6 separate regions of the Mus musculus genome follow, and all the other regions are linked to region 4. A link is a loop called in an ENCODE intact Hi-C map of the cell type or tissue named here. Cell type or tissue: gastrocnemius. All regions are shown on one strand. Region 1 overlaps Magi1 (membrane associated guanylate kinase, WW and PDZ domain containing 1). Region 2 overlaps Magi1 (membrane associated guanylate kinase, WW and PDZ domain containing 1). Region 3 overlaps Adamts9 (a disintegrin-like and metallopeptidase (reprolysin type) with thrombospondin type 1 motif, 9). Region 4 holds the start of Gm52913 (a long non-coding RNA gene). Region 5 has its middle 140 kb from the start of Gm23035. Region 6 holds the start of 9530026P05Rik (RIKEN cDNA 9530026P05 gene).

Evidence for each region. Peaks named below come from ENCODE experiments on the same cell type or tissue, not always from the same donor. Only the 100,000 strongest peaks of a DNase experiment are listed, where the experiment ranks them.
Region 1: it touches region 4 in a loop (2.6-fold over the local background); 16 of 42 quality-filtered maps call a loop at or near these places.
Region 2: it touches region 4 in a loop (8-fold over the local background); 3 of 42 quality-filtered maps call a loop at or near these places.
Region 3: a loop joins it to region 4, with 2.9 times the contacts of the local background. A loop is called at or near these places in 5 of 42 quality-filtered maps.
Region 5: it touches region 4 in a loop (2.5-fold over the local background); 2 of 42 quality-filtered maps call a loop at or near these places.
Region 6: a loop joins it to region 4, with 5 times the contacts of the local background. A loop is called at or near these places in 18 of 42 quality-filtered maps.

What each region holds. Positions count from the first base shown.
Region 1 is chr6:93,727,064-93,732,063 of GRCm38, forward strand. The region is part of intron 12 of Magi1 (membrane associated guanylate kinase, WW and PDZ domain containing 1); the gene reads right to left. Among named protein-coding and RNA genes, the nearest start is that of Gm23035, 64 kb to the right of the region's middle. In gastrocnemius, a CTCF peak has its summit at 2,856 (motif pointing left); a DNase peak (open chromatin) is centred at 2,839.
Region 2 is chr6:94,038,134-94,043,133 of GRCm38, forward strand. The region is part of intron 1 of Magi1 (membrane associated guanylate kinase, WW and PDZ domain containing 1); the gene reads right to left. Among named protein-coding and RNA genes, the nearest start is that of Gm22840, 150 kb to the left of the region's middle. In gastrocnemius, CTCF peaks have their summits at 985 (motif pointing left) and 2,159 (motif pointing left); a DNase peak (open chromatin) is centred at 2,167.
Region 3 is chr6:92,870,814-92,875,813 of GRCm38, forward strand. It overlaps Adamts9 (a disintegrin-like and metallopeptidase (reprolysin type) with thrombospondin type 1 motif, 9), which reads right to left. Exons shown (of 40, transcript NM_175314.4): 20 at 1,977-2,187; 21 at 1,475-1,639. The region is part of intron 1 of Gm15737 (predicted gene 15737); the gene reads left to right. Among named protein-coding and RNA genes, the nearest start is that of Gm15737, 4.0 kb to the left of the region's middle. In gastrocnemius, no CTCF peak of the experiment used is centred here; DNase peaks (open chromatin) are centred at 2,159 and 4,370; H3K27ac peaks cover 2,826 bases.
Region 4 is chr6:92,782,388-92,787,387 of GRCm38, forward strand. It overlaps Adamts9 (a disintegrin-like and metallopeptidase (reprolysin type) with thrombospondin type 1 motif, 9), which reads right to left. Exons shown (of 40, transcript NM_175314.4): 38 at 4,459-4,563. It overlaps Gm52913 (a long non-coding RNA gene), which reads left to right and starts at 4,289. Exons shown (of 3, transcript XR_003956476.1): 1 at 4,289-4,649; 2 at 4,770-4,889. In gastrocnemius, a CTCF peak has its summit at 2,623 (motif pointing right); DNase peaks (open chromatin) are centred at 2,609, 3,851 and 4,501; H3K4me3 peaks cover 302 bases; H3K27ac peaks cover 527 bases.
Region 5 is chr6:93,655,746-93,660,745 of GRCm38, forward strand. No RefSeq gene overlaps it. Among named protein-coding and RNA genes, the nearest start is that of Gm23035, 140 kb to the right of the region's middle. In gastrocnemius, a CTCF peak has its summit at 2,024; DNase peaks (open chromatin) are centred at 2,045, 3,051 and 4,004.
Region 6 is chr6:92,937,807-92,942,806 of GRCm38, forward strand. It overlaps Adamts9 (a disintegrin-like and metallopeptidase (reprolysin type) with thrombospondin type 1 motif, 9), which reads right to left. Exons shown (of 40, transcript NM_175314.4): 2 at 4,241-4,641. 9530026P05Rik (RIKEN cDNA 9530026P05 gene) reads left to right here and starts at 2,776. Exons shown (of 3, transcript NR_015530.2): 1 at 2,776-3,003. In gastrocnemius, a CTCF peak has its summit at 3,526; DNase peaks (open chromatin) are centred at 2,805, 3,101, 3,584, 3,840 and 1 more place; H3K4me3 peaks cover 3,342 bases; H3K27ac peaks cover 3,853 bases.

The DNA of each region.
Region 1 (5,000 bases), 940 kb after region 4:
AGCTTGCTTCTCAGAGCTCAAACCTACTGTAAGCTGCCAGCCCCAGGAAATTCATATGTTCTCAGAGATTTTTTTTCCCCAGTCTGAGATAGGAGACCTTCTTATCTTTGCTTATGAAACAAACTTTCACTACAACAGGAGTCACAAGGTTCCAAATGGCTCCCATTCTCTGGCATATGCGTGCTAATGGGAAGATGGGCAGTTGCTTTCTGCAGGCCAAACCATGCATCTCCATAAAGGCCTAAGAGCCTGAGGAGGGTGTTAGTTTCTCTTACGTCACAATGTTTGTTTTGTTTTTTTTTTAAATAGGAAGGCACGTTTCTGATGCCTTTTGTAAGGATATGGTGATTTCTTTTGACTTTATTATAAGACTACTTAACACCAAATCAAACTTTAAGAAGTCTCATATAGCACAGGCTGTGGTTTATAACAGCAAGACAATTCCATGACACAGTCCGCCATGGCACTGCATTACCCAAAGAGTCTGCAAGTCAGACCTAAAGAAGCCACTTACACAGGGGTCAGGCTTTCCAAAGAGCAAAGGATGTATCATGCGAAGCCCATTTGTGTCCCCTGGAGATATTAAATGTCTTCAAAATCCTCTCGGTGAAACAGTATCTACGTGAGCTAAGTGACTGTAGTTACTGAGCCGGGAAGGAGGCGTTTCCTGGCTCTGTCAATTTCTAAAGAGTTCTAGGGTCGGGGGAGGAGCTGACACTTTGTCCAGCCAGTCACCACTTAAGTGAACTTACAGGTGGAATGTAGGCGTCGGCTTCAGTCCACACAGCCAATAGACGCAGGCCCTCCCCAGGTGAGTCTCATTACAAACTTTTACAGGTCAAGTGTGTTTAAGATGCAGGAAAGGTCCAGGACCGGTGAGGCCACTGAATGGAATCTGCTAGCCAGGGAAAAGCAAGAGAAGGGAGCACTACGTGTGTGGCAGGGAAGAGGAAGTGCGCTGGAAGCACAAGTCACGCTCACAGCGGTGGGTGAAGGCCGAGGACCCCTTGCTTCTCGCCTTGCCTGTCTAAAGTTAGCTCTTTCCTGTTGTTTTTCTTGGCAAATCAGGCTAAAAGTTAATGTGGATGGGAGAGCTTAATGTCAGCAAGCACTGGGAAACAATTTTAAAGGGTGTCATAAAGTTTCTGTGACTGCTTTTATTCTTTTAAAACAAAACAAAAACCAACCAAACACAAAACAACAACAACAACCACACCAAAAACCGAAGGCAAAAACACCATCCATGGGTATTGTGGAAATCCTCAAGCACACAGAAAGTGCTCAGCTCATTCCGTGTTTCCCTTCTGCTTGCGGATTTGACAAGCTCTGGGTGATCCCTCCAACTGTAAGAGGGCAGAACTACATGAAAGGGCTTTCTCAATAAATGTCATAGTAAGTAAGGGGCGGCACACAAAAGAGTAACAAATGTAACCATGGCCTGGGACTCTGCCTCCCCTTAAATTAAGGGGCCCTGGAAGCAGCAGTCATGGGAGGAAGAGTGCCTTGGCCATCCCCACACATTCTCCTATCCTAGACTCTTCTTGGGGGCCTCTTCCCTACTGCAGGGCTCTTTCACAAACCAGCACATTTTTGTAAAACAGAATTGAGCAACTGAACATAAGTTGCCAGTTCCTTACTTTGCAAATTGAGAATGTCTTCAGAACGACTTAAAAAGGAGGCCAAAGGCACTGAGCTATCTCACTGGAGACTTCACCCGGAAGTCCCCTATTCGGTGCTGCTGAGTTTCTTCTGTTCACCGCAGCCAAAAGAACATGCCAATCACCTTGCCCCTCTTCCTGATCTCCAACTGCAGACAATTAAGTCAAAAGTCCAGAGTGACAGCACATCTCCAAGAGTGCTACCCCCTCTCCCTTTGCAAGCATCATCCACTCAGACAAAGCAAGGGCTCTAAGGCAGAACCTCCCACCTCCAGTGCACCAAAGCGTGTGACAAACCAGTGTCAGTCCCATCTTGGTTACAACATAAGAGAGTGCCCTTCTACCCAGATTTCAGATAACAACATGGAAGTTCAGAAACACTGCCTAAGGCTGGCCCAGGCTATGCTTGCCCCACCAGCGAGTGGCAGCCATGACAAGGGGCCAGAACAGGCCAAACCATTACTTCTCTTACTGAGTAGTTACAAGAGAAAACTAAGGAGAGACTAAGAAATTAAGTACCTTCTGCCCAAGTTCAACAACAATAACAGATAACGGGGAAATTGAATTCTTTGCATTTTAAAGAGCAGGACAGAGAAACTGCCACAAGCAAACACAAATGGGTCTCAAAGGGATTCAGAACATGGGTCCCACAATTGACTGTCCTAGAGGAGACAGGAGTCCCTCACACCCGCAGACAGTCGTTGTTATAACTGGGGGACGGATGTGTTATGGCATCCAGGCCTCACTTGAAACCAGCCTTTTCCCTCCTTCAGCCTCCCAGGATGTTAGTAAAAGTTGCTTTATCAGAGCAGACTAATTCCACAAACACAGAATTTCATTAATTTCATGGGCAGTGTTGCTATTTTTAATGTAGTCATCTGTCACTTTGGTAGGTGGCATGCACTGCAAAAATCACTAGAGAACATAATCCACTTTTAAATTTAGAAACAACAACAAAAAGTCTATGAGAGAACAGACTTAATTCTAACTATCTCCAAATGATTTTTCAAATACAGACTAGTGTTCATGCCAACGATAGGGAAGTCTCTTTAAATATAGCCTTTGCAGGGTTAATCATGCCGGGATTGATGACCATACGGAGCAACAAACTAGAAGCCTGACTAAAAACCCTGGTGTTGCCTGAGGCCAGCAGATCACTGAGATGGGCTTCTCTCACTGCAGCGCCTTCTACTGGGCTCTAGTGGAATGTTCTAGCATCTGCTAAGCTGTTACTGGAAACAGGATCTTCTGAGCAATCTTTCTTCAAAGATGGAGATGACAAAATAGTAACACAGAATCATTTACGGCTAATCATTTAGGCAGCGAGTGTCCTAGAACTGAAGTAGGCATGCGACAGTATGAAAACAGACGTGAGTAAGCGCACTTTACATGTCAGCATCCATGGGAGATGAGCTTGGTTCTGAAGTGTGCTGGGTCCATTAGAGTAGCATTTATTACATGTGGCAAGAGCAAAAGAACATAGGGAAATTGTGAAACACAAGAAAGATTAATGAGGAATGGAAAACAAACCTAGGTAACAACTTGGCACGGAAAAAGCACATTTGATGTTGCCGGGAGGAAGCTCACACTTGTAAGGAGACATTGCTATTTTTGAAGATACTAAAGATTCTACTAATAAGAATTGTAAAGACGTATGTTCACAGATAGGGGCTGTGATTAATATCTGAGCATGATTATAAAAACAAACACTCAGCAAGTCTGAGAACACGTTTGCACCTGTCGGGGATGCCGGAGGATCAGGAAGTGTTTCAGCAGTCTCCCCACCCTGTCATTTATAACCTCTGTTCTTTTTTTCCTCAAGTATTGAAAATAGATTTTTTTCTCACGTTATACATTCTGATTATGGTTTCCCCTCCATCTATTCCTCCTAGTTCCTCCCTACCTCCCTTCTCATCTGGATCCACACCATTTCTGTCTCTCATTGGAAAAGAAAAAGAGGCTTCTAAGGGATAATGTACTCAAATAGAGTAAGATAAAACCAAAACTGACACATCAAAATCTAACAGAACAAACAGAAGGAAAAGAGCCCCCCCCCAAAAAAAGGCACAAGAAACAAGAGACCCACACCTTCACACACTCAGGAATTCCATAAAAACACTAAACTGGAAGCAATCAGACGCAGAGGACCTGCTGCAGACCCATGCAGGCCCTCTTTCCAGTAAAATATTAATTAATGCAATATGGTACTAACACGTGTGAGGTTTACCTTGACAGAATAGAGAAAAGATTATCCCACAGGGCAAACTTCCTCACACAAGTGATGTGGAAACTTGAGGGTTCTTTGGAAAGTCAGATGGAGTTTGGCTGGGGCACAGGCGTGAAGGAGTGTTTTCCTGAGGTGGACACAGGTGAAGGACTAAGAAGACTCGTGAAGGAATGTTTCACTGAAGCAGACACAGAGGAGAGGATGTTCTGCTAAAGCAAACGCTTGAAAGGACACGTGATGAAGGATTCTTTGCTAATAACTCCCATGTATTGGTCCACCTTACATTGCATAGTTGAGCTGCATGTCAGGATTCCTTGGCTTCGGGCTGATTGGATGCATGTGCTAAGGCAAGCTAGATGTTGAGGCAAGACCTATGCTGAGGCAAGGCATAAGGAGGACACATGATGTTTGGAGGCTATAAATGGGACTCCATCGAGTGACAGAGACAGTGCTGGTTCAGCTAGCTGTGCAATGTTTGGGGGTCTTGATTCTCACTGATCTTCACATCCCTGAGAGAGGCACAGCCCAGAACTTCTCCTGGTGTTCCTATTGGTCCCTCCTGCCGACTGGAGCTGAGGCTGAGGCCTGGCTGTCTCTCCTAAGTCATGTCACCGCTGTTGCTAACCCAACTTTACCGAGCTGGACTGCTGGTGTATTCTTGAAATGTTTGTGAGTAGACAGGTCCACTTCCCCCATATCCTTTCTTTTCCATTACCTTTGGTGGGTGGTGGGCCAGAAGGACGGTTAAAGCAAACATTTAAGAACCATCATTAAAAATAGGATTTGAAAAAATTAAAATTACACATAATAGCTTCAAAATCAGAAACAGGAAGGTACCTCTGTTGTGGATGAGCCTGGTGCTGCTCTTGTGAACCAATCCCCTAATGAATAAAGAAGTCAAACACTGAGCGAGTAGGAGGGACTTCCAGGTTGTATGGAGAAAGAGAGAAGGCAGGAGAGAGTGAGGCTTTTATTTATTTATTTATTTTTTGGAGGGGAGGACAAGATATAGCTCCCAGTTTTAATGGCGGATCTGTTAGGATTCACCACCGGAGGATTTAGATTTAATAAGGCTTGTTGAAGAGAGAAAGGTACGGCAGCAAAGCATGGGTTAG
Region 2 (5,000 bases), 1.3 Mb after region 4:
AATGGAGGAGCTAGAGAAAGTACCCAAGGAGCTAAAGGGGTCTGCAACCCTATAGGTAGAACAACAATATGAACAAACCAGTACCCCCCAGAGCTCGTGTCTCTAGCTGCATATGTATTAGAAGATGGCCTATTCATTCGGCCATCAGTGGAAAGAGAGGCCCATTGGTCTTGCAAACTTTAGATGCTTCAGTACAGAGGAACGCCAGGGCCAAGAAGTGGGAGTGGGTAGGTAGGGGTAGGGGAGGAGGGTATGGGGGACTTTTGGGATAGCATTGGAAATGTAAATGAGGAAAATACCTAATAAAAATTTAAAAAAAAAAAAGAAAAAAGAGACTGTGGCTGGAGAGTTGGCTCCGTGGTTAAGAGCACTCATTGTTCTTGCAGAGGACACAGGTGTCATTCCCAGTTCCCACATGGAGGTTGTGCTGGGAATTCAATCCCAACCATCCATAACTCCAGCTCCGAGAGATCCAATGCTGTCTTCTGACCTCTAAGAGCACCAGCCACACACACACACGCACAGAAATACATGCAAGCAAAACACTCAAAACATAAAATTTAAATATTAAGTTTTAAAGAATAAAAATCATAGCATATATTGCTTTTTTTTTCTTGTCTGATATGTGGAGAAGTGACAAAATATCACCTCCACTCTAAAGCCATATGAACTCATTGTCAATGAAAAGAAGGAAGATCAATCATGCCATCTCTGGAAATACTGTCTGGCTGCAAACTTAGGAACTGGGTATTAAAATGGTAACCAGAATTACAGGGCATTTCTTCAAGTTACCCTTGAAAAAGTCTTAAACATATATTGAAGATGGATAACCAAGGGGCTGGAGAGACAGGTCAACAGTTAAGCGTACTGAATGTTCTTCCAGAGGATCTCCGTTCATCAATTCTCCACACCCACTATGGTAGCTTACAACTTCTGTAACTCCAGTCCTTGGAGATCTACTGCCCTCTGCTGGCCAAATGGGGCACTATATGCACATGGTGCATAAACATACAATCAGACAAACATACATATGAAATAAATATAAACAGAAGCCCAAAAAAAGTTTAAAAGACGTATAACTAATAATTCTAGGATTTCATGAGTGGTATAAGAGGAAGAATCTAGAATCACTTGCAAAACTGAATCCCTGACATCAGAAAATTGTAACTCTGGAGAAAGTGATCCACCCTTACCCCCTACACAAGTAAATTGCACCCTATAGTTAAAACCATCATGTGATCAAACTCAATTACAAATGGCTAAAGTGGAAGTCAACACCATATAAATAAGTTCCATTATCATACATTTATTAATAATTTTTAGGGCTTTAAATTCTTTTATTTCTTAAAATTCCGTCATTTTGGGCCAGGTGAAGTAGTGCATACTTTTAATCCAGCACTTGGAGGCAGAGGCAGGTGGATGTCTGTGAGTCCAAGGCCATGATACAGAGGCTGAGACAAAGAAGAGCATTAAATGCCCACAGCAGTCAGACTGGAACATAAGGAATGGGCCACTCCATTCTTAAACAGTTTAAAAGCACACAGGTGAATCACCCTGTACACTTCAGAAAGTAACAAATCCAATACTGTGGAGGTAATTATTTCTTGTTCAGATAATTAATTAAAATATCAAGATATTAATAATTAAAATATTAAGATATTAAAAAGCCACACTTAAAGAATCCTAGGTTATGTGAACCCCATACCCCCCACCACCTCATATCACTTTCTGGTAGGAAAAAAATCCACTTAAATAAAGTTACATTTAGGGATGTTTAGGAATAAAATTAATTCAGTCTTGGTCTAAAAAGGAAGCAGTCATAAAACCTCAGAGAGACAAGACAGCAAACTCCAGATTCCCTTCACAATATTTGTGTACCCAGACCATAGCCCTTCGGCTGTGCATTTAGCCGTCAATCAAAAGACATGTGCATACTCTGATTCAAGACATAAGCTCCTGCAAACTACACATTCTTCACATTGATTCCTGCAGATACTGATAAAGAAAATAAAGCCCGAGAATACACCTTCCATCCTTCCCCACTTTCCCCACAAGCTCCTTGTACTCTCTCAGGAGTTACAGTGGGAGAAAAAGGAAAAGGAAACTTTCTGAATTTTCCAACAGCCCCTCTGCCCCAGACACTCTATCAGCAAGCTGCTCTCTACTGCCCTCTAGAGGGCCCTGTTTTTTTTTTACAGCACAAAAAGAAAAGGCTTTGCACAAGAATGGAAGTAAAATGAATGTTTACTGAGGCTTATGGTTCTATCTTTGCTTAGCATAAAGAAATTCCTCAAGCATCTTGCTAGGAGATTCTATTCCACACTTAAGTACTAATAACCCATACTCCCGCACCCCCCCCCCCAGCAAGGTCTGGCCCACTCCCTGGGGTTTACATATCTACTAACTGAACACAGCATAGAAAGATTGTCTTTAACTTAAATAAAATTATGTGCCTGTGCTTCTTAATTCATTGACCAGAAACTGCAGTAAGAGACATGATTTCCAAGATATTAGGAAATGAAGGGAACCAGATCTAAGTTCTTGGTAACTGATTACGTATGTCCCAATTTGTCGTATTATTGTAGCGACCATATGCACGCATCTGTGTATGTTTGTAAGATAAGCTAGAAAAATAATTTTTATATGGAGACTATGTTTTCAATGACACATGATTTCAAACAATGGGAAGGAAGAAGCCACGCCAACCTATTCAATGCATTCACTCCAGCAGACATGTCTACTATAATATCATCTGGAGCAAAGGCAATCCCAGAGAGAAACACAAGAAAACCTCATTCATCTCTCCTACAATGAGATTCATCCTATCAAAACCCATCTGGCGGGGACGGACAGACGCGGCAGCTGTGGTAATTTGAAGACTGCTTAACTCTTCAACCAGTCCCTTTCCTGGGTGTTTCATCTTAATTCTGAAACAAACAAGTGGCTTTACGTGGCATATTAAAGCATAAATAAATCTCCACGGTAGCCTGGGCTGCTTCATCCTCTGCCTGTTCAGTCTGGAAGTGTGGGAAATAGTACAAACTGGACATTCCCAAGTAAGGGATGGAGACAAAGAGACCACCTTCCCCTGTTTGTAGGGGACCACTTAACTTTCTCCTAGGAAGGACCGACAGCCAGATTAATACAGCAGTTCAGGGCCTGATCCCAGCTGTTCCTTTTCCCCAATTCTGGGTCTGATTTAAACTTCAATTTTCTCTTCCTATTGCTCCAATGGCCCTCCTTAGGTCCATTTATCTTTTCCAGGAACAAGGATAGGCCCTCAGTTTGCTTTCTCCACAGCTGATAGGACAAGGAGCAGGGACCAGGCTCAGCAGAGCAGGGCAGTGGGCCAGGTGCCTGTGCATTTTCATATTCAGGTTAAATACACTGTCTCATCCACGCCGCCTTTACTCCCAGGAGTCACAGGACACTCCATCCTTTTTCCAATTCAATGTGACCAACCACTGAAGATTCCCAAAGGAAGCAGAACTCCTAAGTATAAGAACAGGCCCGATCCCCTTGAACATATGCAAATATTTAGTGGAAATTTCCAGGTGGGCTATATCTAGTATTCTGGAAAAGGAAAACAAAAAGTATCCTTCTGATCATTACAATTCATACAAATGTACTGGTGAGGGGTGTGTGTGTGTGTGTGTTGTGTTGGTTCGCATGTGTATACGGGTGTGTATACACGTTTGAACATGCAGGTAGAGGCCACTGTTTAACAGCCAGTGTTCTAGTCAATTATTCTACACTTTAATTTTTATTTGTTATTTATTTTAATTTTATGTGCATTGCTGTTTGGCCAGCATACATGTCTGTGTGAAGTTGTTGGATTCCCTGGAACTGGAGTTATGGACAGCTGTGAGCTGCCATACTGGTGCCTGAGATTGAACCCAGGTCGTCTGGGAGAGCATCCAATGAATGCTCTTAACCACTGAGCATCTCTCCATCCCTTTATTTTTAATAGACTCTCACTGAGTCTGGACCTCACCTATTGTGCTGGAGAGGGTGCTCCAAGGATTATAGCATGCCCAACTCCCTGGCTCCAGCATCACACTCACATCTCCGTACCCAGCAACTGTGGGGATCCAAACTCAAGACTTCATGCTTGAATGGCAAGCACTTCACCAACGAAGCCGTCTCCCCAGACCTTTTCAGGATGGTTTTTAAAGCACATATATTTTGATACAAAGAAGATTCTTTAAAATATGCCCAGGAATATTTCAATAATGTATTACTAAAAGAGACACAAAACTAAATTTAAAGACCTGCGGTGTACTCCAATTTCCACATATTTTTCATCAGATCCTTCTTACTGGGTTGTGTTAGAATCCTATCCTTTAATTTCTCCCTCAAAAATGAAAGGGGCCATGCAGAGTGTTTTTGTCTAAAAAATTCCATTTCCAGTTTCTATATTGTTGTCGTCTGTTTTAATAATAGACAGACAGGATCTATGTATTATCTGGGTTTCTAACTTTTAGAGTGGGTACAGCCTGCTCTACGAAGCACATGTACAAGGAAACTTTTCTTTCTTCAAAACCAGGAAGGCGCATCCACGAGCTGAGGACCTGAAGCACCTGGTCTAACCATCCCACTCCCCCTCAGGACTGCTCGCTGCCTGTGGCTTCAGGTCCTGTGGTTCATCTGCAGGGAAGGAGGGAGAATTGAAGAAGGATAACAAGCCTCAAATCAGGAAATCCAGATAAAATGTGTCAAATTAGAAACAAGGAACAGAGCTCATTAGCCTGCTTGTCAACACTGCCACAGCTACACTCGGTCAGGGGGGAGGGAACTGGTGAAGGTGAAATCTGAGGTGCCATTTAGAAAGGTGGAAAGATGCACAGACACACATCATTAGCCCATGATCCATTAACCTCCTCAGGTCTCTTAAAATTAGACTGCGCACATCCTTACAACTCTCCAATATGCAAGTAAACAGCATAAGCAATCAACATTCTCAAAAAACTCCTGGCAACACCCCACCCCCCTTGCGTGGT
Region 3 (5,000 bases), 88 kb after region 4:
CTCTGTGCCTCAATATTCACATCTATAAAATGGGGGTAACAATAATTCTGACTCAGAGAAACTAAAGTGTCTAGCACGTACAGTATTCATGTATGACATTCTCAAAAAGAAAAGTATGTCAAATATAATTATCATTATTATTTGGGCTCACTTTGGAAAAATTAAAAAATGCCTAAAAAGTACAAAAGACAAAGTAAAATAATTGAATGTTTTCTTCAATTCTTTACTCTTTCCATTCCAGTCTTTTTATCCAAGGTTACTAAGTGTTAACGAAGTGTTGGAACAGTTAGGCTGTATGTTCAGTATTTATTCAAACACACGTTTAGTCAGGGTTTGCTATAAAAGTTTCCTCTCCTTTACTTTTTATTTTTTTAGAAGAGGGTCTCATGAGTCTCAGGCTAAGCCTTAAGTTCACTATAGTACACACAGCCAAGGGTGGTCTTGAATTCCTGATCTCCCAAGAGTAGGAATAAAGATATATACCACCACACCTGGCTTCATGAACAACTGGACACTAAAGTATTAGCTATCTAAGTATAATGTAAACCTGCTATCTTCAATCATATTTTAAAAAAAAAAATCAAGGATTTAGTGCTTAATCTACTGGGAAAGCGCCAAGTTTGTTGATCACGTGACCACAAATCAGCCATAGGTAAGGACATGTGTCGATACTTGACCATTCCAGCAGCATTAGGGGTATTTTGTTCAGATCTGACACCTGAAATACACAGTTTACATTGCACTCACATTGGGGGGAGATAAGGGTATGTGTGCGTGTGTGTGTGTGTAGGAGCTGTGGTTGTAGCAACTTTGCTTCCCCACATTTCTGACCTGTCCAGTTAATAAGGGATGTCTATTCCCCAACCACCTGCATCCGCTGAAGGAGGTGAAGTGAGGAGCCGTCTTGCTGAGATTCTCACTGGGCTGTAACAATGTTGGGCTACATTAACAGACAAGATGCCTACTGTATCCCAAGATCCAGATACGGGGCACAGATGGGGTTGCCTTGAGCTTCATAAAGCAAGGGATGAGAAGTTATTATTCTCAAACACTCAGCCTGGGCTTCCCCCTAACCAAGCGCTCCCATGTGACTGGATGTGTAAGCCAGGTGGTCTAATCTCTTATTTCAAAGACGAGGAAGATGGGAATCCTCTTTGTTGGATTCATGTCTAAACTATTTTAACCTCACACTTCATTAAGCCTCAATTTCCAGCCAACGATTTACAGCTCAAAGTGGGGGAGGGGGAGAACCACTCCGTTAAAGTCAGCAGCAGAAGCTACTGGGCTGTAAGATCCAGCCAACTCCTAGTGACTCTGAGGCCCTAGGCAGACTAAAGGGTTTCAGTAGTAATGGAAATGGAGAATCAAATGGGAGTGAGATGGAAGAACCATACAGTAGTCTACACCTCCGCCCGACGCTGGGGAATCCAGAGTCATCTGAGTTGAGCTAGGATCCAGGGCTTCCTTTTCTCACCTCTGACCAGTCTCCTGTTTTCCAATGGGGACAGGAGAACTCATTGCAGCTCTGTACTACGACTTTCTCCTGGTGTGTGCATTTGCTGTCATCCAGGACATCATTGCGGGTGTTGACACAAATTGCTCTTCTTCTCTGGGTACCACCATCACAGCTTCTAGAACACTATGATCATTAAAAATAAAAAATAAAAGAAAATAAGGCATTTCTGAATTCTTTACAAAGACTGCTTAAAATCAAAGCTATGTTGTTTCTTTCAGCCCTTAAGAAATAAATGTCCTACCATACCCAAGTCTAGTTTTTTCTTCATGTTATATTCAAGTCAGACATTACAAATTAACCTGGGGAGCCTTCCTTTCAGAGCTTGACTTAAAAGGCATCGTAAATCAATTGCAGATCTCTCTCTATGCAGTTTAAATGGGTTTCTTAACACAGTCCCAGAAGGAGCTATGATCACTCATCAGACTTGGTATTCAGGACTCTCAGATGAGAACCAACTTACTTCGGTCCAGGCTGAATAGCGCCATCCACCTGTGCTGCACTCTCCTGAGCATTTCTCCTGGTTACTCGGTCTGGGTTGACTGCTACAGAAACTGTCATCCACCTTCTCCGTCTTCCCGTCCATCCTGCTGTATTTGGCACAGTGGATGTCTAAAGTACGGTAGCCCAAACCACACTGGGCACTGCATTCGCTCTTGCTGGCAACGTGCCACCTAGACATAAATAATGGTGGAAAACCAACATTTGTGTTAAACACAAGTGTCACATCCAACTAGTAAGAAAGCTGAGTTCGTTCTTTCTTCATTCAAATATGATGACAGCTCAAAGTCACAGCCAGTTACAATCCAAGTTCAGACCAAGGTATCCGTGTGATTTTCATGGCTGTCAATGTACGTGGAAGTCACAGAACCACAGCCAGAGATGCTACGTCTGTGAAGAATCTCTTGGTACAGCTAGTCTGAAATTCAAGCAGCAGAAAGGAAAACAAACAAACAAACAAACAAACTGGAACTCAGCAAAGCAAGGACAGCAATTTTTATATGAAGTATTTCACTTGGCTCTTGGGAAACTCATCTGTGGAATGCTTCTTTTTGTCTGTCCGTGCTTGTAAATACTCAGCGACTATTCTGATAATAATAATGCAGGAATGAATAATATGGGGAATAATTAAAAATTTTCAAGTGTACGTGCTATACACTAGGAGCGTTATTATTTATTATTATTATTATTATTATTATTATTATTGTTTTGTAATAAACACTAAATTTGGGGGGATTGGCCATCAGCTCAGCTTCAGGATCAATAAGAGACCCTGTCTCAAAGGAATAAAGCAGAGAGTGATGAAAGCAGGTGCACACCCTTGCACATGTGTGTATACACTACACACACACACACACACACATACGGCTGGAAATGTTTTTGTTTGTTTGTTTGTTTGCTTGCTTTTTAGTATAGAATAGAGTTTATTCAGGGCATGGGGAGGGGAGTTAAGAGAGTAGTAGAGGCAGAGAAAGGCAGAGAGAGGGAGAGAGTAGAGAAATGGGGGTCAGTCATGACCACATGAAGAGAGAGGCAAAGATGCAAAAGCTGGACACAATATCTGGAACAGCAGATATTGTGTGTGTGTGTGTGTGTGTGTGTGTGTGTGAGTGTGTATATGACTGATATGACTGTGTGTCTGAACATGTATGTCAGTGTGTTTGTGTTTATATGTATGAACCTGTGTATCTGTGTGTATGCATGTGTGTACGTGTGCATGGGTACATGTGGAAGCCACTAAAGGTATTGTTTCTCTGGTTCCTTCTACTTATTGTTTTAATCACAGTGTGTGTGTGTGTGTGTGTGTGTGTGTGTGTGTGTGTATACCAGGTATAGAGGTTACAGTACAATCCTCACCTTCCACCATGTAGTTCCAAGGACCCGACTCAGGTCATGAAGTTTGGGACATGTGTCTTTATGCTCTGAACTATTTTACTAGTCTTACCTTATTTTCTGAGACAGGCACTGTCACTGAGACCTGTCCTGTCACTGGAAACTCAGACTTTGCTAGGCTGGTTGGCCAAGAACCTTCCTCTGCCCAGTGGGTTCCACTATATCCCCAGCTACACCATTGCACTTGACATTTTAAAAGTGGGCTCAGGGCCCCGTGCTTGCAGAAGCACTTTACAACTGAACTGTCTCCCAAACCCTCATTATACACTTTTAAAATTAGATTTGAATCCATCAGACTTTGCCACCTTTACATCCCTGATATTATTCATAACGAAGCCTTCTGACACACATCAGGTGCACAGTATATACTAATGACTACTCTTATTTTCTATAACACAACAGGAACAGAGTGCTTGAATTTAAAACATAAGCAAAAAATGTTTAATTCACAGTTTTTAAAATCAGGATTTTGAAATGTATGTGGAAATCTAGAAAAAGATAATTTTCTTCTAACCTCCAGGGGATCTTCTCTCCCATTATTAATTCCCTTCATCTCAGCCACTGGGAGGTGTGCCACTTCTCAATGTCCTAATGTTCACTCATACACACCTGTCTAGGGGAGGAGTTGGGAAAAAAGAGGAACTCAAGCCAACACGCTTATCAAGGAATTTCTAAGTAATGTCCAAAAGTAGGTCAGAGTTGACCACTGGCAAGGAAAGTGGGCTGTGATTTTCCATTACACTGAAATAGCGTCAGGGAGATTTTGTTCTAACACAGTAAACGAGGACTTATAAACTCATCCTTTATCTCATCCTGTCACAGGCCAGTTGGGGCAAACTGTCACTTCCTACAGGAAGTGAGGCAAAAAAAAAAAAAAAGGTGAACTCGTTCTACAGTGGCATCTGGAACTTCCATCTGCACTTTGATTTTTGGCTACCTTCTCAGGCCTCCGTGGTCACTTCCCTGGGGGAAGGCTATTTACCATCTGGAGAAAGGAGGGAGATGTCTTGACAAGAAAGCACTTTGCAGTTCAGCTGCCAAAGTCACTTCCCTGTCATCGCATAAGACCCAGGGGCCAAGCAGAGATCCCCAAGAAGAATCTATAAAAATAATCAAACTCTAAATTAAATCTAGTTTGCTCTATATTCTTTCTGGACCGTGACCTGTTCTTCAGTACAGTGTGTTCATAGTTCACTTTGTGGGAAATAAAATGCTATTATTATATTTCATTATTATATTTCAGGAAAGTATTTGCTAGTCAGGTGTATGTGTGTATCTCAGTACTTAGGAGGTGGGAGCTAGAGAGATGAGGGTGCTTAAAACCAGCTTGAGATACATAGAGAGCTCCTGCCTCAGAAATCTGAGGACTGGGGAAATACTTCAATGGTAGAGCCCTTGCCCAGTAGGCAAAAAGAGCTGTGTTCAGCCACCAACACTGAAAAAGTAAAATAAAATCTGTGTTTTAATATGCTAATAAGTAAGAACAAGATAAATACGTAACATGTGTGTAGGAGTAGATAATGGGGGCTGGATTAAATGATTTTGAGAACTACCAGAAGAAATGGACTTCTATACTGTAGGTCTTTGAAGCTTC
Region 4 (5,000 bases):
AAGCGGTGCCAGCGGGGAATTGAGCTCGGTACTGTGGTGACTATATCTCTCTGTCCTTACAAAGCCATTGCCTCAGGACATCCGTAATAGCCTCTCTTCATCAAATGAGAAAAGGCCTAGGCAGTCATAAATTGAAAACAAAATAAATTTGATAATGATTTTACAGTAGTTGCACTATTTCTTCCTCCGAAAACTCTGCTAATTTAGGCAAAACAGATAAAGTGGGGCTACCCTTTTACTCTCTGTGATGGTACTATCCTCAAATGATGTTAAAGATGGTCCTAGCATGTCAGCATCCTGACAGCCACCAGACTGAGAAACAAAACAAGACTGAAAAGTAAGAAAAACATGGCTGCCGTGGAGACAGCTTCTTTCAGAAGGAAAGGGAGCCAGAAGCCCTTGCTGTCATGCAATGAAACCCTGGCTTTTATTTCTTTATTACAGTTGAATTCTCTTTTAAATAAATAGTTTGTTAATAATAGCTCCAACTATTGCATATAAGTGAAGTGAATGACGCACTGCCCTATTAGGCACAGCTTGTATTCCCAATTTTCTATTATTTTTCTCAGTGGACAGGATTCAGGGGAGCCGATGCCCATGATTTAGGGAGGGGCCTATTTTTGGCGGAAGCATGGTCATTTGCCTGTCTTTAGTGGAAGGGCTAAGAGGCAAGGGTGTGTTAAGAAAATCCATAGAGGCTGGGCAGTGGTGGCACATGCCTTTAATCTCAGCACTTGGGAGGCAGAGGCAGGTGGATTTCTGAGTTCAAGGCCAGCCTGGTCTACAAAGTGAGTTCCAGGACAGCCAGGGCTAGACAGAGAAACCCTGTCTCGGAAAAAAAAAAAAAAAGAAACATAGTTTAGGACCTAAAGTAAAATGTTAGGGCTAAGATGACATGCAAAACTGACTCCTTCTGAACTGCATACAAAACATGTAACATATAATTTTCCCCAGTACAGTCCTCAGGCAACTATGTACATACATCTACATATGTGTAAACATACTATCCAGTTTCCATAGAAAAGTGCAGACTAAAAGGTACACGTGTAGAAAATGTGAACCTATGGAAATTCCATGTTGTAGGTCTAGGTACTTGCTGGGTTTTCACAAACTGGAAAGCAATCCACACGCACACACATGAGATTCTACTGTACTGTGCACACACATGTGCATACTCATGAGATTCTACGATGCTGTGCACACACACATGTGCACACACATGAGATTCTACTGTACTGTGCACACACACATGTGCACAGGCATGAGATTCTACTGTACTGTGCACACACATGTGCATACTCATGACATTCTACGATGCTGTGCACACACATATGCACACTCATGAGATTCTACTGTACTGTGCACACATACATGTGCACACGTATGAGATTCTACGATGCTCTGCACACACACATGAGATTCTACTGTACTGTGCACACACACATGTGCACACGTATGAGATTCTACTGTACTGTGCACACACATGTGCACACTCATGAGATTTTACTGTGTACACACATGTGCAGACATGTATGTTCATTTCTTAACTCAGTTGTTGTAAAAGAATTCAGAGGTGGGAAAAGCCTGTTTGATTCATTATCTTATAAAGCAATTATTTTATTTACAATCCTTTGTATAGCACAAGGAATCCCTGGTAGAGAGCAGGCTCCCTGTGCCTTAAAATTCGCCAGGCACCTCAGGAAAGCAGATAACCCCTGAGCACCAGCCCCAACCAGCCACAAGTAGGCTTTCTTTGAGCTGCCTGGCCCTGGAGACCTATGCACGATCTTTGCCCTGAAAGAGCACCAGGCAGGCAGTCCTGAGGACAGTGAACAGTGCCACAGCAGAACTCCAAACAGGCCTGAGGAGTCCTAAGCACAGATAGCATTGGAGGGACCAGAATGTTCCTGGCAACTGAGCTCAGGACTTGGAATTTTCCCTCATGCCTCACTCAGCTCCTAGTCACAGCATCTCTTCTGTCCACGTATGCAGAGCTCTGAGCTGAGACAGTAAGAATTCACCAGACCCTCCAAGCAATCACTAACCCGCACCAGCTCTCCCAGGCTCAGCCTGGACAGCTCCCCCAGGTTCCACCTCTAGCCTGCAGTCCCTTTACCCACAGCAGGCAGCCTCAGCTAGCTTCTGCAAGTTAGTAGTAAGCCACAAGGCTGCAAAGATGCCACATCACTGCCTGTTGCTTATGCTCCTGCCTTGGTTTCACAAGACCCCGAGGTGACGATGTTGATGACCACCTGCACTGTGTGTGTGGAGACTTCCTGTACGGATGGAGAAAGCCTCTTCTCTCAGCAGCTATGGAGGGCCGTCACCAAAGAGGAGGTGTTCTTCAGGGAGAGGACCATCTGAACTTTTCCTCAAGCTTAGCAGTTCTGGGGGTCCATTCTCATAGGGGATGCTATTCTGAGGCCCTGGCTCTGGTCTGTCAGGAGCTAGGAAGACTGCAGTCCTTGATTCTACATATCTACACGTGAGCACTTGCACACGCACACGCACACGCACACGCACACGCACATGCACACACACTGGGCAGCAGGGTGGAGAAGAAAGCCCAGCAGCTCAGGCAGAATTCTCAGAGGGTGGGGAACAGCCTTGCAGTACTCGACATGGCCATAAGATGGCACTCCAGCCTTTAGTTATTTTTAGCCTCTGGCTGAAATTTCAATTATGATTGACTGTAGTCTAGCAAAACTATAACATATGTATGTATGTATGTATGTATGTATGTATGTATGTATGTATAAATGCAACATATATAGCTTACAAAGATGATTTCATTCAACCACATCTAAAGCAGTTCAAAATTTCAAATCGGGTCATTGAGGCATAACGCGCCTGTCATGTTGAGACATGAACACAACAAAATATACTGATTTTATTTCCTATAAAATCTATAGGACTGGGATTAAGGTGGGGAGTAGTAGAGTTAGATGTCTTGATGTCAGGGCTCAATCAAAGATTACAGTCGTCTCTATTCTGTTTGGTGGGAAGGCAATACTTATGATGAAATCACAGCAATCGCTTGACCTTTGAATGAGATTTGTGATCCCTGGTTAGCTTTGTGGCGAGACCAGGACCTGAGATACAGGTAGGGTTCTGGACGTTTAAAAAGGAGTCAGGAAACACACTGTCCTGAGATGCCGTGTGGAACCTCCCCTATGCTGGGGCTTTGGATCAGTGCAGGCTGAATTGCCGCTTCATCTCCTGCTTCTAACCCAAGACACCACATTTGGAGGGGTTGCCGAACTCAGCAAGTGAAAGTCTAAATGCTCGTCAAATATGGATTTCAGATAAACAACATATTACCATCACGTGGCATTACTCATAGTACTGGTCATTAGGAGACAGGGTCTAGCTGTGTAGTCCACGTTTACCTTGAACGGAAGGCTCTCCTGCTCAGCTTCCCCAGTGCTGAAGTTACAGCGGTGTACCCCATACGTGGGAACAGACTGTCTAAAAATATGTAAATATCCCATACAAGCTCAAAGGAATAGTATAAAACCACCTCCCAGGTGACCTGACATTCTACCCTGCAGTTCTAACCAGGTAGCCGCACTCATCCCACCCCATTATTCTGGACTCAGACCTCCTTTCTTCCCCCTCTCTCTTTTCTTCCCACGTGCACAGGGCTTGAACAGGAACTGGGAAAAGTCCCATATCTCCAGGAGACCAGATGCTGCGGTGGCCTGAGAACTCAGTGGAAGGGCTTTAAGGAGGAGTTTCTGCCCCATCACCCTTCAGAATCACCATGGAGACACAGCCCCAGAGGTTTGCATCCCCTGAACCTAGTCAGGGGGCCTAGGGGTACATGTAAACTTCCCTGGTAGCTCCACGGGGTGCGTGATTCTTGGGCTGGGCTGTGTTTATCAACCACTTGGGGCTTGCTCAACTACAGAATTGGACCCAGAAGACCAGGATCCAAGCACCTGTCTTCCAACACGCTCTGCGGTTGCAGACATGCTAAAATGCACTGGGTTCAGGGTGGCCAGAACAAAGTGGATTATTGTATTCCTAACTTCCCAGAAAATATCACCCCATAACCTCTTCCTATTGGAATTGCAATTGTTTCTGGGCAGAACAAACCAAACCAAACCATCATTTGTCGAGGTTCACATAGGTGAGTTGCGTTTGGTTAGTTAAGATATTTGAGCTGTGTGTATCCTAGAGCCCTGCCCCCCTTCCTCTTTTAATTCAGTAGGCTTTCCAGGTGCTTGGATGGCTTTGCATTTACTAGGTGGGACAAGCTTCAACCAGGTGAAGTGAGTCTCTCCTGCTTCACCCACTTCTAAATCCCTTCCCGTATTTGTGTCCTAAATTTTCTCTCTGCCACTTTGGAAAAACAAACAAACAAAAGTTTGGTGAATGGGAAAGCACACCTGCTCTGCTCCTTCGGTACACAGCCACTCCCCCAAGAGCCATCCTCCAAGCAATACGCAGCCTTACCGGAGACTTCTTGATGTCCGAAACAGCGTAATTCCCTTGTGACGTCCATCTGGCAGACTCCGTTAAAGACAGCCCAGTCCCATAAAGGTTGATGCTAAAGCGCCCCTGGAACACAAAGCCAACACAAAAGACTTTCAGCCCATGTGACATACCAACCAAGGCAGAGCTGACACACATTCAAAGGCACTTTGGTAAGCAGAAAGGTGTTAATTAATTTTGATGGCCGCTAATCGTTGAAGGTATTTTGTTGTTCCGTTGTCAGAGCTAGGCGCCTTACATTCATGATTTCTAGGTAGGGATTTTGTTTACAGGCGGTGAAACCCAGGATCACAGCCGATCGACTCCCTCCTGAACACAGAAAGCCCTCAGGTCATCTTTACTGACTTCTAAATCCTCTCTCAGAGCTTCCTCCAGCCGGCCTCCGTAGCACGGTAACCCTGATTGTTGCTCACAATTATCAGATTCCTTCAGGACCAAAATGCCGCAGTGTAATTTTTCTAACAAGATCTAGCTGCCAAAGTTCCCCCCTCCCCCCCCCCCCC
Region 5 (5,000 bases), 870 kb after region 4:
CAGTTGACTTGGGTAGTTATTAGAAAGGGCAAAAGGTTAGACAAGAAAGATCTATGAAAAATCAATGCATAGAGACCTAACAAGCAAACAGGCACCTCATGCAATTGCATCTAAGCGGGGAACTTGGAGAAACAGTGAGGCTGTGTACCCAGGACTTGCCACGGTAGTTAAGGCTGTTGAGTTGGTATTTAATTCCCCAGAAGTGCCAGTTTGCTACTTAATGGAAAGAGCTGGTTCCATTGCTCATTGAAAGCCCATGGGCACAAAAATTCAGCTTCCAGCTAGGCTAGCACAATCTCTGTTGGTGTGCTATGAAGCAGTACATGCTGGGGACAGCTAGGGACTATGGGGAAGGAACCACACAGCAACACTGGTAGCAAAAGCCAACCTACTTTGTAATGGTCACATTGGGCTAGGGGGGTGTCTCAGCCTGTAAGTGCCTGCTGCAGAAGAGTTCGGGTCTAAGCTTTGATCACCAGCACCCCTATAAAATGTAGAGCAGAATACAAAGCTATAATCCCTGTGCTAGAGACGTGAGCCCTTGCAGCCAGCCAGCTTCCCCAAAGTGGCAACCTCCAGGTTCAGGGAGGGACTGTCTCAAAAAATTACGGTGGAAAACAATTGAGGAAGCACCTGTATGTTTGCACCGACATGCACACACACACTCATAACTATCAACCTATACAACACACCCAATCATATCAGGAGAACACAAGTCGGAAGCAATGGTACCAGTGAAAATCCTAGTATACCAATCCCAGGTCTGACGTGCTGGGGAAGATGAGGAGGATGGGTTTAAGCAAGCAGGAACTGTAAGAGAGGTCTTTAGGAAATGCAGATAGAAATCAGCAAGAACGACTCTGGGAAGACATGGTTTCTGCTTTCCCTGAATGGTTAGAAGTTTGTTGGAAAAGATCAGGTATCCCAATCTAAGTAGAAGACTCATGCTGATACACGGTTTTCTTAGACTGCCCCCAGTACTTGGGCTCTGCCAGGGAGCCCTTCTGAAACGTCCTTCAGGGCTGTGCAATCTAGAGTATATTCTGCATTGTTCCTCGTTAATGAGTGGCCTTTACAGGTCCAAGTGCAGAATCAGCTCAGTGTTTCATGAGGATATTTTGGGAAATAACGGAACCTGGATCATCAAAGGATGGAGTGTAGGATTCAGTGTTGTTACTGTAAAATCCTCAAAGACCCAGGTGATGAGAAAAGACCAAGGCATCAGTATGAGCCGAGAAAAGATGTGTAAAGTGGCCCATCCTCACAGGGCAGGAATCAAAGAGACAGGGGAGAAGGTGTGTCAGAGAAAGCTAAGGCTTGTTCCTGGGCTCACAGGAAAGCCTTTCCAACTAAGGGGAAACTCAGAGAAGTCATGTTTTCCTTAGCAGGGGTTGCCAGATGTGACACAGCAGGTATTTTGGGTAAATAGCCAATACTTTTTTTTTTTTTTTTTTTTTTTTTTTTTAGTATGCATCCTATGAGAAACATGAGTATGACTGGACCCTCTGCGTTTTCACTTGCTAAATTTGGACGTTCAGGGTCCGGGGGAAACTAGAAACAGAGATACAGGCCTCATGTGGAGGGAGGAGTTTATAAGCTGTCACCCAAGAACGCACAGGACATGACTCATGTGTCTGGGTCTCACGTCTGACTGCACTTTAGAATCGCCCAGAGAGCTTTGAAAAAATAAAGTGAAAAACGTCCTGATTATCAGCACTGCTGAGCTAATTCATCTATCGAGCAGTCTAGGACATTTAAAGGCTCCCACGGTGATTCTAATCCCCCACAAAGTTTAGGAACTACTGATCTAAGCCGGAGAAAGAGATGAAGTCACTGATAGAGGTTGAAAAGAATGCCCAAGTTGAGTCCCTGCAGAGCAACTAGTGCTTCCAAGGTACACAGGGACAAGGAGACAGCAAGGGGAACAGAGAGTGATGGTTTGGGCTTCACAAACAATCCACCCAAACCAAAGGGAGCCAGGGAAGGACTCACCCAGGGCAGCCCCAAGAGAAAGAAGAATGCAGTACTAGGCAGCTGCTGGTAGGTGGCGCTAGTGGGTTCATGGTCAAGGAGTCTGCGTGGAAGCCAGTTTTCAAGCGCTGGGAAACATCCCCTTTATCTGAAAAGAGACAAGTGTGCTATCTTCCCTATTCAACTCCTTTGGGGATGAAAGCCAAGTGGGAAAAGGGGGATGCACAGGTTTGTCCTGGCTTGAGATGCTGAAATACTACAGCACTAACTTTGAAACAACTGGGGGATGATTCTCATTTCCCAGCTTGGTGACCGTAATCAACAGAGTAACCTCAAGGACTCGTCCATGCTGCTATACGTCAACTGGACAAAACCATACCTATCTTAACAGGTGTTGGAGGATGAGATAGGTTCCAAGCACAGTACCTGACACACAGTGGCAAAAATTGCTTTTTGCCCAAATCAAAAGGAGCTTGCAAGTGCAGCAGATAGTGGCTATAAAAATTAAGGCTATAAGGAAAAGGAAATTTTCAATTCCAACACTTACACAGCTGCCACAGGCACCCATAACTCTAGTTCCAGGGCATTTGATGTCTTCTTCTGGCCTCTGTGGTCACCAGGCATGCACATGGTACAGTTGCATACAGTTTTCTTTAAGGGGGATGCCATTGGGAGTCTGACCATGCTCCAATGGTCAACACATATTGACTTTTGACTTGTCTTCTTTGTCTTCATTGTCATTTCCCTCCCCCTCCCCCTCCCCCTCCCCCTCCCCCTCCCCCTCCCCCTCCCCCTCCTTCTCCTTCTCCTTCTCCTTCTTCTTCTTCTTCTTCTTCTGGATTGAGGTCACAAGGGAGGACTGTGAGGACTGAGAAGTGAATGTGATCTGGGTTCATAATGTAAAATTCCCAAATAATAAAAAATATTGTGTAAAAATTAAAAATTACAAATGACAATAAGTGCAATGCAAATGATAAAAAGAAGAAAAAGAAGATTTACCTGAGCTCACACCTACTTGAATGCCTCCTCCCTGTGGACTAAGCTTTTATGGCAGGCAGGCACCATAAGGAGGTGGCAACCAGCCATCCTAGCCACCTATGGCACCTGTGAATCCCAGTCACATAGACAGACACATAAAATAAAAATAAATTTGTTGCCGTTGCTTTTAAAAAATTAAATAAGTAAATATTTTTTATTTTGTACTGGAATATTTCTTTATTTACATTTCAAACATAATCCCCTTTCCCGGTCCCCCGCTTCCTGGAGGAATATACTTTTTGTTTTTGTTTTTGTTTTTGTTTTTGTTTTTGTTTTGTTTTGTCTGTTTGTTTTTCGAGACAGGGTTTCTCTGTATAGCCCTGGCTGTTCTGGAACTCACTTTGTAGACCAGACTGGCCTCAAACTCAAAAATCCGCCTGCCTCTGTCTCCCGAGTGCTGGGATTAAAGGCGTGTGCCACCGACCAGCTAGGAATATATTTTTTAAAGGTCAAGTCTGCATAGGGGCTGGAGAGTTGGCTCCATGGTTACGAGCATGCGCTGCTCTTGCAGAGGACCTGAGTTCAATTCTCAGCACATTGGAGAGCTCACGACTATGTGTAACAACAGCTGCAGGGGAATCTCATGCCTATGACCTCTAAGGACACCTGCATTCATACACATCCTTCCCATATAGAGAATTAAAACGTCTGCACGGAAGCTAAAACATCGTGAATGTAAGTTACATGTGTGTGTGTGTGTGTGTGTGTTTTTCTCTCTCTCATGGGAGGGTTTTGAGCGGTCGGTCCCTGACCAGGCTCTGCTCTTTGTAAGAGGGAAAAGGGAAGAGTAGGAGCTGATCAATAATTACAAATGAGCGAACAGGCCGGGGGTTGGGGGTGGGGGCGGTCCTGGTTCACTTACCGCACTTCAGAAGTCTTCCGTCACTACAAAAGGCTTTTAACTTCCCTTGGAGTGTTTTTCTCATCATACAAGGAGACTCTTCAGCTAGCAGTCTTCAATAAGGCTCCTGATTTTTGGCTGTTGGCCACTGCCTACTCCAATTCGCTTGCTCCCAGGGAACTGCTCAAGCAAGTGAGGGGTCGGGCCTCGAGGTAATAGTGTCTAAAAGGTGCCTATTTGCCCAATGATTATAGAATATAGAATGTACTTGTTCAAAGCATCTTGCCAAAGTTAACTAATTAATCCTCAAAACACCCTCTGAAAAGTGCCTTCTGAGTCAAGGGATAGACTTCGGATCTTCAGCCGAGGCTAAAAATTTAATGAGGCCACATGACAGTGTGAATCTATAACCAAACCAGGACAGCTGTGGATGTCACATGCTTTTTTCAGAGAACCCTGGGTGTTCTGACAGAGGAGTTTAACAGACTGTTTTGGGAGCTGTCTAATAAAACAAAACAAAACAAAAAAACAAACATAAAGGAAAATTGATTGATGCACTAACCATTTCAAAGAAGCATTCAAACCAGCAAGTTGGGAGTTAGAGGATGAATGTATGCTTGTCTAAAATGATAGCTTCTACAAAATTAAATTGTTAATATTTTTGAAGTATTTTCCAGTTGCAAGCTCCCTGGGAATTCCTAAAATTTGGCTAAAGGCAGTCTTTCTCAGCCTTGCCACTGCTGGCACTGTGGCTGGCTGATTGCTTACTGAGGAGGAGCTCTGTGTGCCTTGTGGGAGGATGCTGGGGAGCACTGGTGGATGCTAATAGCACAAACCCCTCTCCCAGTATGATAACAAAATATCTCCATCATTTCTACGTGTCCCCTGGCCATCCAAACTGTGCGCGTGTAAGAACTACATACTTGGACTAGATGTCAGGGTAATTCTTCCCAGCTCCCTCCACATCCAGAGAGCCCTGTGGATTTGTAACTGCTCTGACGACATGAGGGGATGCTAGAGAGACACTGCTATCCCTGTCTTTGTCGGTCAGACTCTTGAGACAATAATCGGAAATCCCCAAAATTGGAATTCCCAGGAATCTGATGCTGGAAGAAGAGGAAGGCTGAGCCAGCCACAGCAGGAAATTGTC
Region 6 (5,000 bases), 160 kb after region 4:
TGTAGCTCTGACACGAGGACCGTTCCTGTTCCCTTAAGGCAGAGAGATATCCTGTAAACCAGTGTTGTCACAGGCCGCTACTTGTACCCAGCACCACACCTTCTTGAACCGCTTCCTTACTGGACATTTGGAGGTGACGTTCCTAAAGGGCAGCTGTGAGAGTTCAATGGGATATACCAGCCATTCCATCAGCCAAGTTCGAGGACTTTCTCAGGTTCTGAACTGACCAGTGGGTTTTGTTGTAACTCACTGGTCTTGGGCCAATTTGCTCTTACCAAGCTCTATGAAGGAACACCTTGTAAAAGGCCATTCTCCTGGTCCCCTCTTTGAATATCTACAAGGTTTGCAAATGATTCACAATGCCTCAAACTCGAGTGATTTAATACTATATGAACATTGAAAGTGCCAAGTGTCAGAGGAGACACAAAACTGTTGTTTCTTCACACACTGAAAATAACCAGAAGCCTTCTCTCATTTCCTGGACGCGAGAAAAGACCACCCCTGAATACTAGTGTGGGTACGTGCACCAGCGTCCCGAGTCGACTAGAGAGCCAGGTCACTGGCCTGTGCCTCTATCTGCTGAACTGCACCAAAATCTCTGGGGCCAGCTGAAGAACCAGAATTTTAATGCACTTTCCTCCCAGGTGTCTAATCCAAGAAAATGCACACAAAATGCCAAGCTTTCCCAAAGCAAGGAGGATCAGAGCAGCCTGAGAGAAAAGCACTTTTTTTTCTGATGAGATTCCAAGTGACACACTGTATTTCCAGACTCAGAATTTCTAGGCGTGATGTCTAGAACCTGACGTTTTAACACAACTCTCCTCATGACTCCAGAACATAGACTCAGGCAGAAGTCAGTTTTAGTATAGTCTGTGACACATTGTCAGATCACCAGAGAAGCAGCAGGTTAGCACATTTATGCTCGCCAAGGTATCTCTGTCAGCAGTCAGTATGGTATCTCATAAGCACAGGGCATGTGAGGCCTATGGGGGACAGTAGAAGGAGCCTGGGAGGCACAGACAGGAAGTGATTTGCTTTTCAGTGGGACAGAGCAGGTTGGGGTTAGTGCTGATTCGTGGACCCAGAATCCTGATTTTATTTCAGAGTGTGGAAAAACAAATCTAGTCATTCTCTTAAGGAGTATAGTTCCAACTTGGTCACTTAGCATCTTGAGGCCTGGGAGAGGAAGGCCCAGATATTCTCATAAGCAAGATAGGTAGCTTTGAGGACTGGGGCATTGTATCACAGAGCCTCCAGCAAAAGCTCAATAAATGGTAACAATACAGAGACAAAATCAGTTTTGTTGTTGGTTCAGAAATAATCATTGAGACCCAACTTGTTTTGTGCTGACTTAGGTGACCATCTTTTTTTAAATACATGTATTACATACGCACACACACTATGTATCCTCTAAACTATAGTATGGGAGAGGGAGAGATAGATTCTCGTGCAAATGTACACACACACAGAGGAAGAGGAGGAAAGGATATACATACATACATATATATATATATATATATATATATATATATATATATATGTATGTATCACTGGAAATTAAGAGAGTTTAGAGAAAGTATAAAGCCAACTACTTGAAATACAGAATTTCAGAAGAGAGAACTAAGATGAAATTGGGCATAGGCTATGTGTGAGAGGATGTAATGTTAGGCTCTGATTATCAGCTGTGTGTTTGATATTGTTCACTAGGATATAAGGAGGTGTGGAAGCTACGTGAACAAAGGGTGGCAATGAGACTTTGAAGCCTGCTTATTGACCTGATACTGGTGTGTGGCAGGGGTTGAGAAAGAAAACATAAACTGGGAGAGAAGCAGGTAGATGGAGGTCTTTCTCATACCGTTGTCCTAAAGAAAGGAAGGAGAAGGAGAAGAAGGAGAACGAGAACAAGAACAAGAACAAGAACAAGAAGAACAAAAAACAAACAAACAAAAAACAAAAACCCAAAACAAAACTGAGGCACAGGCATTCCCTCAGCAGAGGCGAGCAATGTGTGAGATGGGATTCAGAAAACTGCAAATGGGAGGGGTGGGTTGGCGGTGTGGGTGTGGGGCATACAGAGTCGGATCACTCTGTTGAGGGCAGATTTCCTGGAGGCCTTCCTGGGCAAAGTGAGGAACATCATTATACAGAGAGGCTACAGAAATGATAAAGAGGAGTCTTGGGAGGAAATAATTCCAGGAGACAAAGAAGGCAGGAAGCTCTGAGCTAGATTAGTGGCTAAAGACATAAAAACCTGGTTCGCTTATTTAAAAAATATATATAGCCCCTTCCTTAGCGACCCCCCCCCCCTCAGAGACATGCTGCAAGTTACATGCCGTGTTATTGGGGATAGTATACTCCAGAGAGTCTTTTCAGGAGCCCCGGTTTTCCGTTCTCAAGAAGACCACGTGCACTGTGTTACCATGTAAAACCACCAATGGAAATTAAGGACCTACGCAGAAAAATATTTATACAACTGCTGGGGCTACTCAGATTCCACCGGTGTGTAGGCGGGGAAAGAGGAGGAGTAAAGACTGTTTACCAACGAAATACACAAGCAGCCGTATCTAAGATCCAGGACTTGGGGGTCCCTAACTTTAAATAGTGGGGTGCACTGATTGTTTGGGATCCGCCTCAAGACTTCAGCCTAGGTCTACCTAGGTGATACCTCTCAAAGACTGGAGCCATTCTTGTGTCCAGGCCCAGGTTTGAGGCCGCGATGACTCAACGCAGCATCCCCTCCCCTTGCTAAACCGCGGTCTCCGCCTACCCCCAATCAATCTCAAGGAAGCTCTTTGGGAGCCAGGATTCCCAGCACTTAGCTGGTGGGCAAAGGGGTTCAACCCCTTCCCCACACCCCACCTTCCCTCCTCCCAGTCTTCGGGATTGCGGAGCTCCTGCCGGGATCCAAGAGCAGGCTCTTGGAGGTCGAAGAAGGATATAACCTCCAGACCTGGAATTTAAGACGCAAGAACCAGCCAGCAAAAGTGGCAGCCGAGCATGCGAGTGAGTACCCAAGCCCCCATTTAGAAAGAGGAGGAGGAGGGTGTGTGTGTCAAGGGGAGAGGGTAAATGCGCCAGGGGCACAGACTTTTAATAGCCAATTGTGCGTAAGGCGCGGTGCAGTGAGCTGGGAGAGCCAGCCGCGGGAAAGTTTCTGCGTCATACGCGCGTGGTAGAAACGCACGTCGCTTGGGAAAGTGAAGGACCACCCTAGTTGGGTCCAGAATTGTACATGACTCTCGACTGTCGTAGGAGCTGGGGACCGATACCTTATTAGCCCCAATGGAGGGTAATGGAGGGTAATGAAGGGGTCAGGAAGAAGAGGTGGAGGTACCAACTTGGATCTCGTACTAAATGCCTACTTGACAGCACTGGGTGGTATCCGTCCTCCCAACCTTCTTAGAGAAACATGAGCTATACATTTCTATTCCTATATTTTGAAACAGCCACAGGTTCTAGAATAGGGTTCTTTTTAAGGCTACCTCTCCAGGCTCTCTCCCATTACTCTAGCGCCTCCAGTCACCACGCCAGCAGGGTGCAGAGTCGGACTGCAGTGCACCACCCCTCCCCCGCCGCCACCTTCCAACCCTAAACACCGCCTTAGAGACAGGCTCCGCCTTCACTCTCGGCTCTCAGAGTATTTGGCCCACCCTTCCTTTCCCCGGACAGGATCCGCTTCCCTGTCAATCTGGTTCAGTTTCAAAATTCCTTGCACGTGATAAAAGGCTCCGAGAGGAAAGAACGCGGGGACACTGTAGTATAGCCGCGTCCACAACATGAGATATCCCAGCACTCCAGTAGGGGTGTCCAGGGATTGTCAGTTTACAACCCTGACTCAGGACGCGCCAATGAGGAGTTGAGTCCGCCCTGCGCTCAGCTGCACAGCCCCAGAGCGGCCAAGTTTGCTACAAGAAACCACAACCCAGCAACTTTCTCTGAGTTTGTAAACCGACATGCAACCTACTCTGCAGAGTTGGGCTGCTTACAGCAAACCCAATCCATCCGATCTAAGACAGCTCCAAATGATACACGACCCTCTGGGGGACAGATGTGTACACTCTTCTCTTCTCGAGTGTAAGAGCACACACTATGCTGGTGGACCCCCAATTCCCGAGAACTAAGCCAGGGTTGATATTTAACGCCAGAGCATAGACTCGGTAGGTTCAGACTAGGGTGCAATTAAGTCTTAAAAAAGCAGACGAGGAGGCGGGGAGGAGGGAAGGGGCACGCGCCCACTTACCATTCCGGAGCACAGGCTGATGACCGCAGTGTGCTCGGACTTGGTATTGACATGGCCTTTGTAGAAACAGTGCCTAAGTTCCATTTCCTCCTCGGAATACAGCTTGGTCTGGTTTACCCCTGGCTCTCCAAGGAGGGTGACAGTGAACAGTGGAGCGATAAATCCGGTATGGGCGGTGAGATTAAATAGAAACTGCTGGCCGAAGGCTGAGAGGCGGTAGTGCTCCTGGGAAGAGGTAGAGGAAGACGAAGAGGAGGCGAAGGCAGGCCAGGGGTCAGAGGCAGAGTTAATGCTTCGCCGCCTTCTTTTGAAGTGCACGTTCGTGGGAAAGGGTTCCCCGAGGGGGTTCACTCGGATGGGAGACGCGATCTCATATTCGCTCAGACTCTCTAATAATTTCACTGCAGGGAGAAACAGAGGCAAGTGAGCTAATCAGTCATTTCCCCCGAAAGCTTTAATTTAAAAAGAAGATGGGGGGCTTTGTCCTAATTTATTTCGCAGCCACTTCGAGTCAATTCCTTCACGCTCCACCACTGGATAAATATTTGTTGAGCGCCTACTGTAATAGTAACAGCCGAGAACTAGGTGAGGGGCCGAGACTACAGCATTTGAAGTCAGACAATGAACAAATATAAAAACATAAAATAATTACAGATTCTGATAAATATCCTAAATAAAATAAAATGTGTGCTATCTGGTGATCCAAGCTATTAATTAGGACTGGTTTGGGTCAAGGGATAAGGAGGGTAAAAAAAGTCAG